Linked DNA regions of Homo sapiens: regions 1 and 3 are each linked to region 2. Evidence: chromatin contacts called from ENCODE Hi-C or POLR2A ChIA-PET data. All regions are on one chromosome and are shown on one strand. The core of a region is the stretch at or near the end of the contact, and the rest is flanking DNA. Distances in the headings are between cores, read along the strand shown. Region 1 overlaps APOO (apolipoprotein O). Region 2 holds the start of ACOT9 (acyl-CoA thioesterase 9). Region 3 holds the start of PRDX4 (peroxiredoxin 4).

Region 1 (4,473 bases), core at 218-2,717, 100 kb after region 2:
AGTTCGTGATTTAGCACAAGCCAGAAATCATTTTTTTTTGCATTTTCAGACAGAGAAAGTTTTATCTAGAATATTTTGTAACTCATTTTCATACATATCTGATTTCAGTTTTTATTTTCTTACCACGTCCATGAACACAAATGACAATTTCTTTTTTTTTTTTTTTTTTTTTTTGAGACGGAGTTTCCCTCTGTCACCCAGGCTGGAGTGCAGTGGCGCAATCTCAGCTCACGTAACCTCTGCCTCCTGGGTTCAAACGATTCTCCTGCCTCAGCCTCCTGAGTAGCTGGGATTACAGGCGCCCACTACTACACCCAGCTAATTATTGTATTTTTAGTGAAGACAGGGTTTCACCATGTTGGCCAGGCTGGTCTCAAGCTCCCGACCACAGGTGATTTGCCTGCCTCGGCCTACAAAGTGCTGGGATTACAAGCATGAGCCACCGTGCCTGGGCACAAATGACAATTTCTGCTAGCAAAACCAAAACTTTTTAAGAAAATCAAGACACTGATTTCTAATTAGTATGCCTGCCATGTGAAGGCTGATTGCCAGCCAGCCAAACCTTTGAGGTACAGCAGCCTACTGAAATGTCTGACTCCCTCACCAGTTGAATTATTTTCAACAATTACTTAACTTCTCCAAAATGCAGTTTCCTCACTTATAAATGGGGATAATAATAGAACCCACCTCAAAGACTCTTCCTGAGCAAAGAGTTTAGCGCCAAGGGCCAAGCTCACAGCAAGTAAGTGCTCAATAAACATTATCTATCCTATATGGCAGGCCACTTTATTTTTTGGATGAAGAAAATAAAAGGTAAGGATAAATGACCTGTTAAAGACCCCAACACAATTCTAGTTCACTTGATGAGGTAGGCAGAATAATGGCCCCTCAAAGATGTCTTCTATTTCTGGAACCTGTGACTGTTACCTCACACAGCAAAGGGAAATTAAGGTTGCATTGGAATTAAGTTTACTAATCAGTTGCCCTTAAAATAGGGAGATGATCTTGGATTATCTGGGTGGGCTTGATTCAAGCATAAGAGTGCCTGCAGTCTAAGAGGGAGGCAGAAGAAGAGGTCAGAAGGGGGATCTGCAAACGACTTGCTGCAGGCTTCGACAATAGAGGAAGGAAGCTGGAAACAGCCCTCAGCCAGCAAAACAGACCTTGGTCCTACAGCCTCGAGGAACTGAGTTCTGTCAACAATCTAAATGAGCAGGAAAGAAATTCCCCCCTAGGGCCTCTAGAAAGGAACGCAACCCTGCTGACACCTTGATTTAGAATTGGACTTCTGACCCACAGAACTAAGATAATCATTTGCACTACTTTCAACCTGTAAATTTGCAGTCATTTATTTTGGCAGCAATGGAAAACTAAAACAATGACATAAGGATTCCTGACTACAGGGTATGGTTCCATTTTCTATCAGTGGACATTATCTTCTCAGGCAGAAGCGAAAATGTGCAGTATCACATGAGTGGTGGTTGATGACTATCATGTGGCTAGAGTCCAGCCATTTCATATGTTCCTCACATGAGATAACCTTATTTAATCCTCAAAACAGCTCCAGGAGGTACTATGCCAGTTCCCACAGAGCTGGAGTAACTTCCCAAGGTTTCAGGGCTAGTAAGAGGCAGAGGTGGGGTAGGAGTCTGGTGCTCCCGCTCCTCTTAGTCCACTGGACAACGCTGTATCCTGCCCACTGATACCAAGAGTGCATTCCTTTCTAAAGAGGAGATGACATTATTCAGGATTTCTAACTTTTCATTTTGGTAAATAATGGTGTTTTTAAAAAGAAAGAAAAAATCATTTCAAAATCATTTCCTAATACCTGTAGTTCTTAGAATTTTAGACAGCAAAAAATTACAAAGCACAAACTCATAACTTTATGGAAAACCCATCAAGCTGTCATTTAAAAAAAATACAGTGGTAAGAATACTTAACATGACATCTGCCCTCTTGGCAGATTTTTAAGTGTACAATACGGTACTGTTATCTATAGGCACAGTGTTGTGCAAGGGGTCTGTAGAACTTATTCTCTTTGCTTGACTAAAACTTTGTTGATTACCAACTCCCTATCTCTCCCTCCCCCAATCCCTGGCAATCGCCATTCTATTCTCTGCCTCTATGAGTTTGACTATTTTAAATACCTCATACAAGTAGAATCATGCAGTAATTGTCCTTCTGTGATTAGCTTACTTCAAAGATGAACATTTTAAAACTACATGACTTACTTTCAGCCAAACTTTGCCATGTTTAGAGAGCCGAGGAACTTCTAATGGAGGAAGAAAAAGCAGGGCATGTTTACTCAGGGTGGTGGCTGCTGCTTCCCTTTCATTTTCCTGCTGAGCCAGCAAGGGCCTGAATAAAACTATTAACAGCTCAGCTTTAGAAGTTCTGCTCAGTTTTCACATTGGTAACAGGTTTATGCTTCTTTATTAATTTCCTGCCTTTTAAATAATTAGTGTTGGCCTTCAGCAGTCATTGTACAATTCTGTGATAGTAATTTGTTGCATTAAAAAAAAGCTAGTGAAAAACTAAAATATGATATTTACTGAGACATACTGCTGTGTTTAGCTAATTATAAGACAACTCTAAGCTGGGTGCGGTGGCTCACGCCTGTAATCCCAGCACTTTGGGAGGCCGAGGCAGGGGGATCACCTGAGGCCAGGAGTTCGAGACCAGCCTGGCCAACATGGCGAAACCCCGTCTCTACTAAAAATACAAAAAAAAAAATTAGCCAGGCATAGTAGTGAATGACTGTAATCCCAGCTACTTGGGAGGCTGAGGCGGAAGAATCGCTTGAACCCAGAAGGCGGAGGTTGTAATGAACCAAGATGGCACCATTACACTCCAGCCTGGGCGACAGAGCGAGACTCCATCTCAAAAAAAAAAAAAAAAAAAAGACAACTCTAGTCGGGTGCAGTGGCTCACGCCTGTAGTCCCAGCACTTTGGGAGGCTGAGGCGGGTGGATCACTTGAGGTCAGGAGTTCAGGACCAGCCTGGCCAAGATGGTGAAACCCTGTCTCTACTAAAAATACAAAAATTAGCCAGGCGTGGTGGCGCACGCCTGTAATCCCAGCTACTCAGGAGCCTGAGGTAGGAGAATTGCTTGAACCCAGGAGGTGGAGGTTGCAGTGAACGCGATCGCACCACTGCACCACTGCACTCCAGCCTGGGCTACAGAGCAAGACTCCATCTCAAAAAAAAAAAAAAAAAAAAGACAACTCTAAAAGAGCCATCTGTGACCCTGAGGACTGACACCCACAACTGACCTCCTGACACCCACAACTGGCCTTCATCTCTGATACTGAGACCTTGGGTTAGGACTATTCTGAAAGGGTTTCGGATTAGCAATGGACAATCAATAAATATTTCATGCTTTTATTAAGCTCCTAGAGTCAAAGAGTGAAAACCATAATGGAAAAGGTCAATAAATCAACTACATGAAGAACTTCTTCTGATCATCAAGACACCAAAACTGAAAAGACAAGCCATATTGAGAAAAGACATCTGCAAACATCTGGCCAAAACTATTAATATCTAGGAAAAAAATAAAGAACCCTTATAAATCAATAAGGGACAAATGACCCATATAAAAAGTGGCCAAAAGACATGAACAGGCATTTCAAGAAGAAGCCAATAAACCTGTGAAAAGATGCTCAATCAGGGCAATGTAAATGAAAACCACGATGGGAAATTCTGGGAACATCTTCACATGCTAGATAGTGAGGTAACTATCACAGACTACTTGGGTCATGTCAAGAGGACTCAGAGCCAACTTCCACTAGCAAAATGGGACAGTTTGAACTTTAATAAGACCAAGAATTACAAAGCATTCAAAACTATCAAATATGTTTAAATCTATAAACCCGTAATGATTTTTAATTTATTTATTATTTTAAGAAACAGGGTCTTGGCCAGGCGCAGCGGCTCACACCTGTAATCCCAGCACTTTGGGAGGCCGAGGCGGGCGGATCACGAGGTCAGGAGATCGAGATCATCCTGGCTAACACGGTGAAACCCCGACTCTATTAAAAATACAAAAAATTAGCTGGGCGTGGTGACGCGTGCCTGTAGTCCCAGCTACTCGGGAGGCTGAGGCAGGAGAATGGTGTGAACCCGGGAGGCAGAGCTAGCAGTGAGCCGAGATCATGCCACTGCACTCCAGCCTGGGCGACAGTGCGAGACTCCATCTCAAAAAAAAGAAAAGAAAAGAAAAGAAACAGGGTCTCGCTCTGTCACCCAGGCTGGAGTGGAGTGGTACGAACACAGCGCTCACTGCAGCCTCAAACTCCTAGACTCAAGTGATCCTCCTGTCTCAGCCTCCCAAAGTGCTGGGATTACAGGTGTGAGCCATTGTGCCCAGCCTATAATTATATATATATATATATACACACACACACACATATATATCCATCTCTATATAAATATATATATATATTTATTTATTTATATTATTTTTTTGAGATGGA
Region 2 (4,679 bases), core at 1,076-3,575:
TCAAAGGAGATCAAGAAACTCAAGGCGGGGGGAGTGGGGAGGGACAGCATTAGGAGATATACCTAATGCTAAATGACGAGTTAATGGGTGCAGCACACCAGCATGGCACATGTATACATATGTAACTAACCTGCACATTGTGCACATGTACCCTAAACTTAAAGTATAATAATAATAATAATAAAAAGATGATTATTACAAAAAGACAAAAGATAACAAGTGTTGGTGAGGATGTAGAGAAAAGGGAACCCTCGTACACTATTGGTGAAAATGTAAACTGGTACAGCCATTTTGAAAAATAATGAGGCAGTTCCTCCAAAAATTAAAAATATAACTACCATATGATCCAGCAATTTCTCTTCTGGACATATATCCCAAAGAAATAAAAAAAGTATTTCAAAGAGAAAAAAAAAAAAGAAAACTCAAGGCCTCCATGGCCTACCTGGGGAGTCACATAACTCACCCTGGCTCAGCCCTGGGTCCCAAGCTTACAGCAGTTGGCAAGGAAGAGTGTTCAGTGCAATAACAGGCAATACCACTCATATGCCCTCCACTCTGAGGAAATAACCTCTATTTAGAGACTAAACAAAGGTGCCTCTTGCAAGTCTAAAAAAGAAAAGAAGCTACAAAGGTTGCCCACCAGTCAAAGAACCTAATCATCTCAGTCTATATTCATTTGTGAACTCCTCCTCTCACTAGACACTAAGAGATTATCCGCTTAAGGTTCAATAGTTTTTTGTTTGAGACAGAATCTCACTGTGTTGCCCAGGCTGGAGTGCAGGGGCGCGATCTCAGCTCACTGCAACCTCTGCCTTCCGGTTCAGGCGATTCTCCTGCCTCAGCCTCCAAAAGTAGCTGTGACTACAGACATGCACCACCACTCCCGGCTAATTTTTGTATTTTTAATAGAGACGGGGTTTCACCATGTTGGCCAGGCTGGTCTCGAACTCCTGGCCTCAAGTGATCCATCCACCTCAGCATCCCAAAACGCTGGGACTGCAGTCGTGCACCACCACACCCGGCCTCAATAGAATTTTCAAGAAAGGAACACAGGGTTATAAGAGAAAGCACCTGAACAAGACCATGGAGCTTTTGTAGAAGACCTTTCACATTGCAAGCTAAAGTCAACTGTGGCCCCTCTCATAATGACTTTCAGTCTGCCTTCAAATAGTTTAACAAAGGTTTTTTGTTTGTTTTTAAGTACTATAAACAAGACAGAACCCTTACAACTGATAACAAAGTCCCCAGGAACAGTGAGTGAGTGAGAGAGAGAGAGAGAGAGAGAGGGAGAGAGAGAGAGAGAGAGATATCCAGGACCCCCAAGAGAATTGATGGGGTTAATGTGAGTCAAAAGCACTATGAGTCACATCAGGGGGACAGGCCCACTGGCAGCGAGATAACTTCAGAAACTGGAGCAGGTGTGAGCCCCCTGGGATGCAGCCAGGCAGAAAACTTGGAAAGGGTGGCATGCTCGGGTGAAAGGGATTAGGGAGAGCTAGACACGCTCTGGAGTCTAAGGCCCTCAGGCCTTAACTGTGCCAGCTGGGAAGATTACATATACAAAAAGGCATCCTCCCTTACCCACGTGGCCCAATCAAAGCACCCAGCCTCTTATAAGGGCTTTGCGGCTCATTAAAGTTAAGTTCAAATTGGCACCAGGGTCCTAGACGCACAGTCCTAGGGTCCTGGGAGCCAAAAGGTACCCTGTAATCTCTGCCAATGTTACAACAAACTTAAGTAAGAGCCGAAGTAGGTCAAGCATTTAATCCTAAAAATGTTCTCCAAAGGAAGATGAAGGGCTAGAGGTAACATAGAACTCCAAATATTATCTTTCTGACAAGGGGCTACCCCGACGCGGCTACCAACCACACCCCGGATGAGCAAGGCCAAAGGAATTTTAGGGAACACCCAACTTCCTCCCTTAAAAGTGCTGCTTTGCTTTTAATATCAAACTCAGTGCTAGAAGTCGCCAAAGTGGGGGCGAGGTTCTCCCAACCAAAGGCCGGCGGGCTTATGTCCGGTCGGAGGTACAGTGGGCGAGCGCCCCTTATCATAGAGCCCAAATGCCCATGCGTGGCCCACTTCTTCCGCCGGGGCCAGCCCGAAGCTCTAGGGGAAGACGATGGCACCCCAGGCTACCGCCCTGCCAGCCCCTTCCACGCCCCGCCACCTACCGCAGTGCTGCCCGCCTCATTGCGCTAGGCTGCCGTGCGCGCGATGGAGAACCGGGCCCCGCGCGCTAGTCGGCGGAGGGAAACTGAGGCGATAAAAGACGCACGAGTACCAGACCGCGCCCTTGCTGAGGACAGCCCGGGAGCCGGACAGCGGTGTCCGGGGGCGGGACCGCGGCGTCCAGGGGGCGTGGCCGCGCTGTGCCGGGCGGACCCTACCCGTTCATTGGCGGGAGGCTGGAGTCCGCCTCTGCGGAGCTTCCCACTCAATCAGTTGTGCGGGTCGTGTTGCTACAGCGAGGACCGGCCTATTCTCGGTTGAGTAAACGAACCACGCAGCAACGCCAGGGCGTGACGTCGAGAAGAGGCCCGGCTCTGCCTAGTGGAGCTTGTCTCCTTTATCCTTGATCCCCGCGCCTTGGCTCCGTCTGTTCTTCCCCTTGGCTGCACATTGGAATCTCCTGGGCAACTTTCCAAAATACTGATACTTGGCCGGGCGCGGTGGCTCACGCCTGTAATTCCAGCACTTTGGAAGGCCTAGGCGGGCAGATCACCTGAGGTCAGGAGTTCAAGACCAGCCTGGCCAACATGGCGAAACCCTGTCTCTACTAAAAATTCAAAAATTAGCCAGGCGTGGTGGCAGACGCCTGTAATCCCAGCTACTCGGGGGACAGGCACGAGTATCGCTTGAACCTGGGAGGCGGAGGTTGCGGTGAGCCGAGATCGCACCACTACACTTCAGCTTGGGCGACAGAAGGAGACAATGTCTCAAAAAAAAAACAACAAAAAACTGATGCTTGAGACCCACTGGCTGGAGATTCTAGTTTAGTCCTGGGTGCGGTCTGGGCTTCGGGATGATGTCTAAAGATGCCCCCAGGTGATGCTAATGTAACCAAAGGCTAAAAACCACTGACCTAACAGGAAAAAATTGTTCCTCTCCTCTTCTCGGCCTGACCCCCAATGTTTGATATCTTGGGCGAGCTAGAGAGATTCAAGGCCAGAGAGTTTAAGATTATTTCACCCTACGATCTAATTCTCCATTTCTTTCAACGAATTATTATTGAGCTGTTTGCATTGTGCCAGGCACTATTGCAGAGGTTGGGGTTGCAAAAAGAAAAAAGGACAAAAATCCCCGCCCTTAAGGGGCTTGCCTCTTGATAAGGAAGGAAAACAAATCAACAAACAAGTTAGCAAATAACATGATCTCAAATATGGTAAAGCGGTTTAAAGGGGAAATAAGGTAACGAGTGGGGATCTTTTGAGAATATAAGCAAGTCTTGCTTTGCCTCTAAATACGGCAATTTCCTAAAAGGCAAGGGCCATATGCTTTTTCGCAATACCCCATACTTAGTAAAAATGTATTGATTTGAATTAAGCTAGCTTTCTGTTTTGAATCACTTCATGAGTTACACATGGAGCATGGTCTTCGGCTTTCTCTTTCTACTGAATTTTCCCTGCTTTTATCAATCTCACATCTGGAAGACTCCCCTTTTAGCCTACAAGGATCTCTCCTTCATTTTTGTTCACATTGTCTTTTCATTTTTGTCACATTGTTCACATTGTTCACAAGTCACTTTTCAGTGATTGTCTTGTTGGTTTTGGGTCAGCCATATTTCTTTATACTCTACCACACCTAACACAGAGGGCAATAAATATTGTATTGAATTATGCTATTTTTGTTCTTCTTTTTACTTGAACTTTTCTTTGAAGCAATAGGAGGCTCAGGGAGAAAAAATAAGTACAAGAGAGAATTTTTTGTAAATGGTATAATAGGTAGGTACAGTTTATAGTTTTTCCCGCAATCAAGTCGCCTTCCGTCAATTTCCAAATTATAAAGACACATTCTCATCAATATAATAAACACCATCGATTTTGGCTGGAACAGCTGAAACCAGGGACTTAATGCCATGCAGATGCCTTCTCTCTATTGCTTATCTTTGCTTTCCTTTGCATACTGGCTTCATTCTTTTTTCTCTCTATGTAATGACATTCTCCATATGGCAATAGAAGCTCCTGAACTTTACATCTTACAACCACAGCCACACACATACAGACTGACTGAAATTTCTACGGCCCAAATACAAAAAAGTTCTGAGAAGAGATTCATTGGTCCAATTTGGATCAGGTACACACTCCTGGACTAGCCAACTGTGGCATCAGGGTAAGGAACCCTTGCCCTGACTTACCAGGAACCCCCTCACCCAGACTCATGGCCAGGTACTGGGTCACAATCTACTAACATGGTTATTTCTGTAAGTAACTGTACAGATGGGGATACGGAGCACCTTCTTAGAAAAGGAGTACCGAGGCCGGGTGCGGTGGCTCACGTCTGTAATCCCAGAACTTTGGGAGGCTGAGGCGAGTGGATCAACTGATGTCAGGAATTCAATACTGGGCTGGCCAACATGGTGAGACCCCTGCCTCTACTAAAGATACAAAAATTAGCTGGCTGTGGTGGTGGGCGCCTGTAATCCCAGCTACTCGGGAGGCTGAGGCAGGAGAATCGCT
Region 3 (4,309 bases), core at 1,416-3,915, 76 kb before region 2:
ACTAGGGTGAGGGATGAGTTTGGAAAGGGGAAATTTTCTATCTGCCACAAAAGATTGTTTCACAAGGAGTAAGGATAAAATATGTGAAAGCAACTTGAAACTGAGGCTGTCTGCAATATTAGGTGTTATTTATAAAATCAGGTGTTTGCAATGTCAGTTGCTTACTGTGGGCCAGGTTCTTTGGGAAACAAAGACCTATTACACATTGATTTCAGCCCCAGACAGCCCACAGTCTAGTAGAGGAAAGACAAACTTAGGATGGTTTCTGCAGGATTCAGAAAGATAACAGGTGCTTACAGAAAACAAACTTAACATGTTCTCACTTAATTGTGGGAGCTAAAAATTAAAACAATTGAACTCATAGAGATAGAGAGTAGAAGAATGGTTACTAGAGGCTGGGAAGGGTAGTGGGGGGCTGGGGAGGAAAGTGGGGATGGTTAGTGGGTACAGAAATATAGAATGAATAAGACCTAGTATTTGATAGCACAACAGGGTGACTATAGTCAATAACAATTTAATTGTATACCCTAAAATAACTAAAAGAGTATAATTGGATTGTTTGTAACACAAATGATAAATGCTTGAGGTGATGGATAACCCATTTGCCATGATGTGATTGTTACACACTGTGTGCCTGAATCAAAATATCCCATATACCCCATAAATATATATATATACATATACATATATATATACATATACCTACTATGTAGCCACAAAAAATTTTTTTTAATTTAAAAAGAAAGATAACAAGCACTTGCAGGAGGACAGAGGGCACCCTGGGATCATACAGGCTCATGCCTGTAATCCCAGCACTTTGGGAGGCCAAGGTGGGCGGATCACAATTAGCTGGGCATGGTGGCGCGCACCTGTAATCCCAGCTACTCGGCAGGCCGAGGCAGGAGAATTACTTGAACCTGGGAGGTGGAGGTTGCAGTGAGCCGAGATTGCCACTGCACTCCAGCCTGTGCGACAGAGCGAGACTCTGTCTAAAAAAAAAAAAAAAAAAAAAAACAACCTAACACAGGGTTAAGTTGCAACATTGCCTGTTTGCCCCATAGTTCCTTTCCAGCTGGAAGAGAAGAAATGGTCTAGGGATATGGCTTTTCAGGTTAGACTTTTCTTCTCCAAGTTTTCTGGGGACCTGAAAAGGGCTCCGACTTGAGAGAGGAGTCATGGCTGTTCACAAAGATCACTGCAAGGAAAAGAATAAGAAATGTCTGTTAGAGGGATAAAACGCGAGCTATTCAGAGGCAGAAAGGTCAGTTTCCCTTTGAGGGGCGGGGGTGGCGTGGGATGAGGAGGCTTTTTGGGAGAGATGGGCGTGGAAGGATGTCTAACAAGTGCTGGCGGCGAGGGTCGTTGGCACTTCAATGGTGGGAAGACAGCCATGGGCGAAGCTTTGTGGAAGAAATAGGTGTGAAGGATGAGAAGGCCTACAACAGTGCTGAGGGCGCGAGGCCAGTCACCTGCGAAGTTTTGTGTACAAGATGGGCCCAGAAGGATGAACAGGGTCTAAAACAGTGCTGAGGGTGGGAGTGCAGAAGATCGGTCACAAGTGACGACACAAGGTGGTCTTAGTCCAGTTGGTGGACGCTCGGTGGCCTGGGCCTGCCCCCAGTGCGCAGACGCACACGGCAGGTTGCAGCGGCAAGCGGGGCGGTGCCCACGGCGGGGAGATGGGTGGGGAGGGCAGGGAAAAGGCCAGGGGTTGGGTGATGGGGTAATTGTCAGAAAAAGGAACAACACTGCTGGGAGAGTTTTCTGGTAACTTTTCAAGTCTTCATTTAAATTAAAAAAAAAAAAAGCTGTCTTTGAAACAATAGATTAGGTCACTAAAAACTGCCTGTACGCCCTTGCATGCTGGAGGAAAGTAAATGGTTAGACCTACCCTCCCTAAGTTTTTCCAGGACTTAAAAGAGCTGCAAGTAGTGCAGATCATGGCCCCGTTCACACAAATCACTTCAAGAAAAAAAATTAGTAAATGTCTATTAGATCTTGAAACTTATTCCTGTCTATCTGGAACTTGGTAACCTCTGACCAACAACTAACTCCCCATTCCTTCCCTCTCGCCTCGCCTTCCCTACTTCCCAACCTCTGGTAAGCAGCAGGGTAAATACAGTCAATAATAATGTATATTTCAAAATGAATAAGAGTAAATTTGAAATGTCTCACCATAAAAGTCATAGGTAAACAAGGCGATGGATAAGTTAATGTGATGTAATCATCCCACATTGGATACATATTTCAAAAAATCACATTGCATCCCACGAATGTATACAATTATGATTTGTCAAGTAAATATAATTTTTAAAAACGTTAAGTGACTTTTTAAAAAGCTTATTAGAAGTATAAAATGCAAGCCATTCACAAGCATATAGGTTAGATTCCGCTTGTGAGGGGCTTGTGTGCAGTGGTGAGGCTTTGTGGAAGAGATGGACGTGGAAAGATGTCTAAAACAGCGCGGAGGTCAGGAGACCTTGTCGCTGCCTTCACAGAGTTGGGCAACGCTCCCGGTCCTGGTCAGCCGCGGGACGCAGGCGCAAATGCAGGCTTGGGATGGGGGAGGTGCGGCCGGCGCCCACGTGGCGGGGCGGGGAGCAGATAGGGGGGGTAGGGGGAGGAGCTGGTCTCGCGAGGCCGCGCCCCGGTTCGCGCGGGCGTCGTGCACGCGGTTGTAGCTGCCCGGCGGCGGCAGAAGCGGCGCTCGCGCCAAGGGACGTGTTTCTGCGCTCGCGTGGTCATGGAGGCGCTGCCGCTGCTAGCCGCGACAACTCCGGACCACGGCCGCCACCGAAGGCTGCTTCTGCTGCCGCTACTGCTGTTCCTGCTGCCGGCTGGAGCTGTGCAGGGCTGGGAGACAGAGGAGAGGCCCCGGACTCGCGAAGAGGAGTGCCACTTCTACGCGGGTGGACAAGTGTACCCGGGAGAGGCATCCCGGGTATCGGTCGCCGACCACTCCCTGCACCTAAGCAAAGCGAAGAGTAGGTGGTGTCCCGCCAAAGGGTGGGAGGGGAGATTCCGGAGACACGTGTACCCCGGTTACACCCCCGGAATCTGGGCTTGGGCGGCACCCCCTGGGCTGCCTCCGGGCCCTGGGCGGGCCTGGTTCTCACCTAGGAGGGCGGGGAGGGGAATAAAGGGGAGTTCTAGCTGTGAAGAAAGGTATGGTTTCCACTGATCAGATTTTAGAAGAGGTAGTGGTTACCCCAAAAGCCGCAGCTGAGGGAAAGTGGGTGGCCCTAGTCCCGAGTTTGCATCGAGGATGTTGGGCAAACTGAAACAGTTCCTGAAACATCTCAAAGTGCCTTCAGCACATCCTGTCTTTTTCAGGTACTATTTCAGCGAAGGAAGACATTGATAGGTTGAATAATGATTCACAAAAAGTTTGATTAAACAGAAAAGTTGCTAAACACAGTGCTCGGGAGGTCAAACATTTCATTTTTCTTTCTTCCTTTTTGTTTGCATCTTACAAAGATTATTACTGAAAGCCACCTTCCCCAAAGCCTGTGTAGTTAATGGATATTCCTTATGTTTCTCAGACATGAAGAACCTATTACAGAGTGTACTTTTGAGGGAAATGGGGGAAAAGGTTAGAAGTATGCATTTGGGTTGATGATAAACCTCGTGGCAAATTTGTGTCCTGCCAATTTGGTTTTTGATTATTTGCATTTCTGTCCAGTGTACAAAGCTAATGGCCACTTTCAGGAATGACACGTCAGACGAAGTAGATACTGTGAAAGTTGTAGCCTGCTACATCTGGATGTTAAAATTAACCAAAAGTGAACAGTGGCTATAGATAAAGGCTGTCTCTTGCTTGCTATTCAGTAACCTGCTTTTCCTGCAGATCATTTGACATTCTGTAGGTGTGTAGTTGGTTTTTATGGTTCAGTTACAGCATGTTCCATGCCAGTATTCAGTGAAAAAAGTAATGCTTCAAATTCTGAATCCCTAGAGTTAAATGGAATGTTGTTATGACTTAGGATGGGTTGGTTGGGAGTGATAAATGAGAAAAACTGTTTTGTCCTCTTAAACATTTACAGTTCTTACTTGCTGAAAGTAAGTACTTTCAGTTAACCACTTTGGGACTTTTTTTTTTTTTTTATTTGAGATGAAGTCTTGCTCTGTCACCCAGGCACCCAGGCTGGAGTGCGGTCGCGCGATCTCGGCTCACTGCAACCTCCGCCGCCCGGGTTCAAGCGATTCTTCTGCCTCAGCCTCCCAGGTAGCTGGGACTACAGGCGCGCACCACCACACCCGGCTATTTTTTGTATTTTTAGTAGAGACGGGGTTTCACTATATTGGCCAG

The links. A loop is a pair of places that touch in the nucleus more often than their neighbours do. ChIA-PET counts read pairs that join two places held with the same protein, here RNA polymerase II (POLR2A). Pooled maps may share reads with other maps.
Region 1: a pooled map shows a loop between it and region 2 (2.4-fold over the local background). The contact joins the enhancer-like site here to the promoter of ACOT9 in region 2. A Hi-C loop is called at or near these places in 2 of 50 pooled maps. POLR2A ChIA-PET finds 5 or more read pairs at or near these places in 2 of 52 experiments (K562 and OCI-LY7).
Region 3: a loop to region 2 is called in a map of CD8-positive, alpha-beta T cell, with 11 times the contacts of the local background. The contact joins the promoter of PRDX4 here to the promoter of ACOT9 in region 2. A Hi-C loop is called at or near these places in 5 of 168 maps with a recorded cell type or tissue (CD4-positive, alpha-beta memory T cell, CD8-positive, alpha-beta T cell, Caco-2 and 2 more), 17 of 37 single-sample maps with no recorded cell type and 16 of 50 pooled maps. POLR2A ChIA-PET finds 5 or more read pairs at or near these places in 5 of 52 experiments (CD4-positive, alpha-beta memory T cell, GM12878, MCF 10A and 2 more).

The regions. Positions count from the first base shown.
Region 1 is chrX:23,843,429-23,847,901 of GRCh38, forward strand. The region is part of intron 7 of APOO (apolipoprotein O); the gene reads right to left. Among named protein-coding and RNA genes, the nearest start is that of APOO, 62 kb to the right of the region's middle. Within about 2 kb of position 1,468, at least 7 of the 41 ENCODE cell types and tissues checked have a DNase peak (open chromatin) inside an H3K27ac peak, as active enhancers do.
Region 2 is chrX:23,740,951-23,745,629 of GRCh38, forward strand. It overlaps ACOT9 (acyl-CoA thioesterase 9), which reads right to left and starts at 2,326. Exons shown (of 16, transcript NM_001037171.2): 1 at 2,175-2,326. The coding sequence starts at 2,194. RefSeq lists an enhancer at 1,856-1,905 and a silencer at 2,176-2,495.
Region 3 is chrX:23,664,828-23,669,136 of GRCh38, forward strand. It overlaps PRDX4 (peroxiredoxin 4), which reads left to right and starts at 2,666. Exons shown (of 7, transcript NM_006406.2): 1 at 2,666-2,984. The coding sequence starts at 2,744. RefSeq lists enhancers at 1-181, 2,425-2,719 and silencers at 2,469-2,648, 2,999-3,128.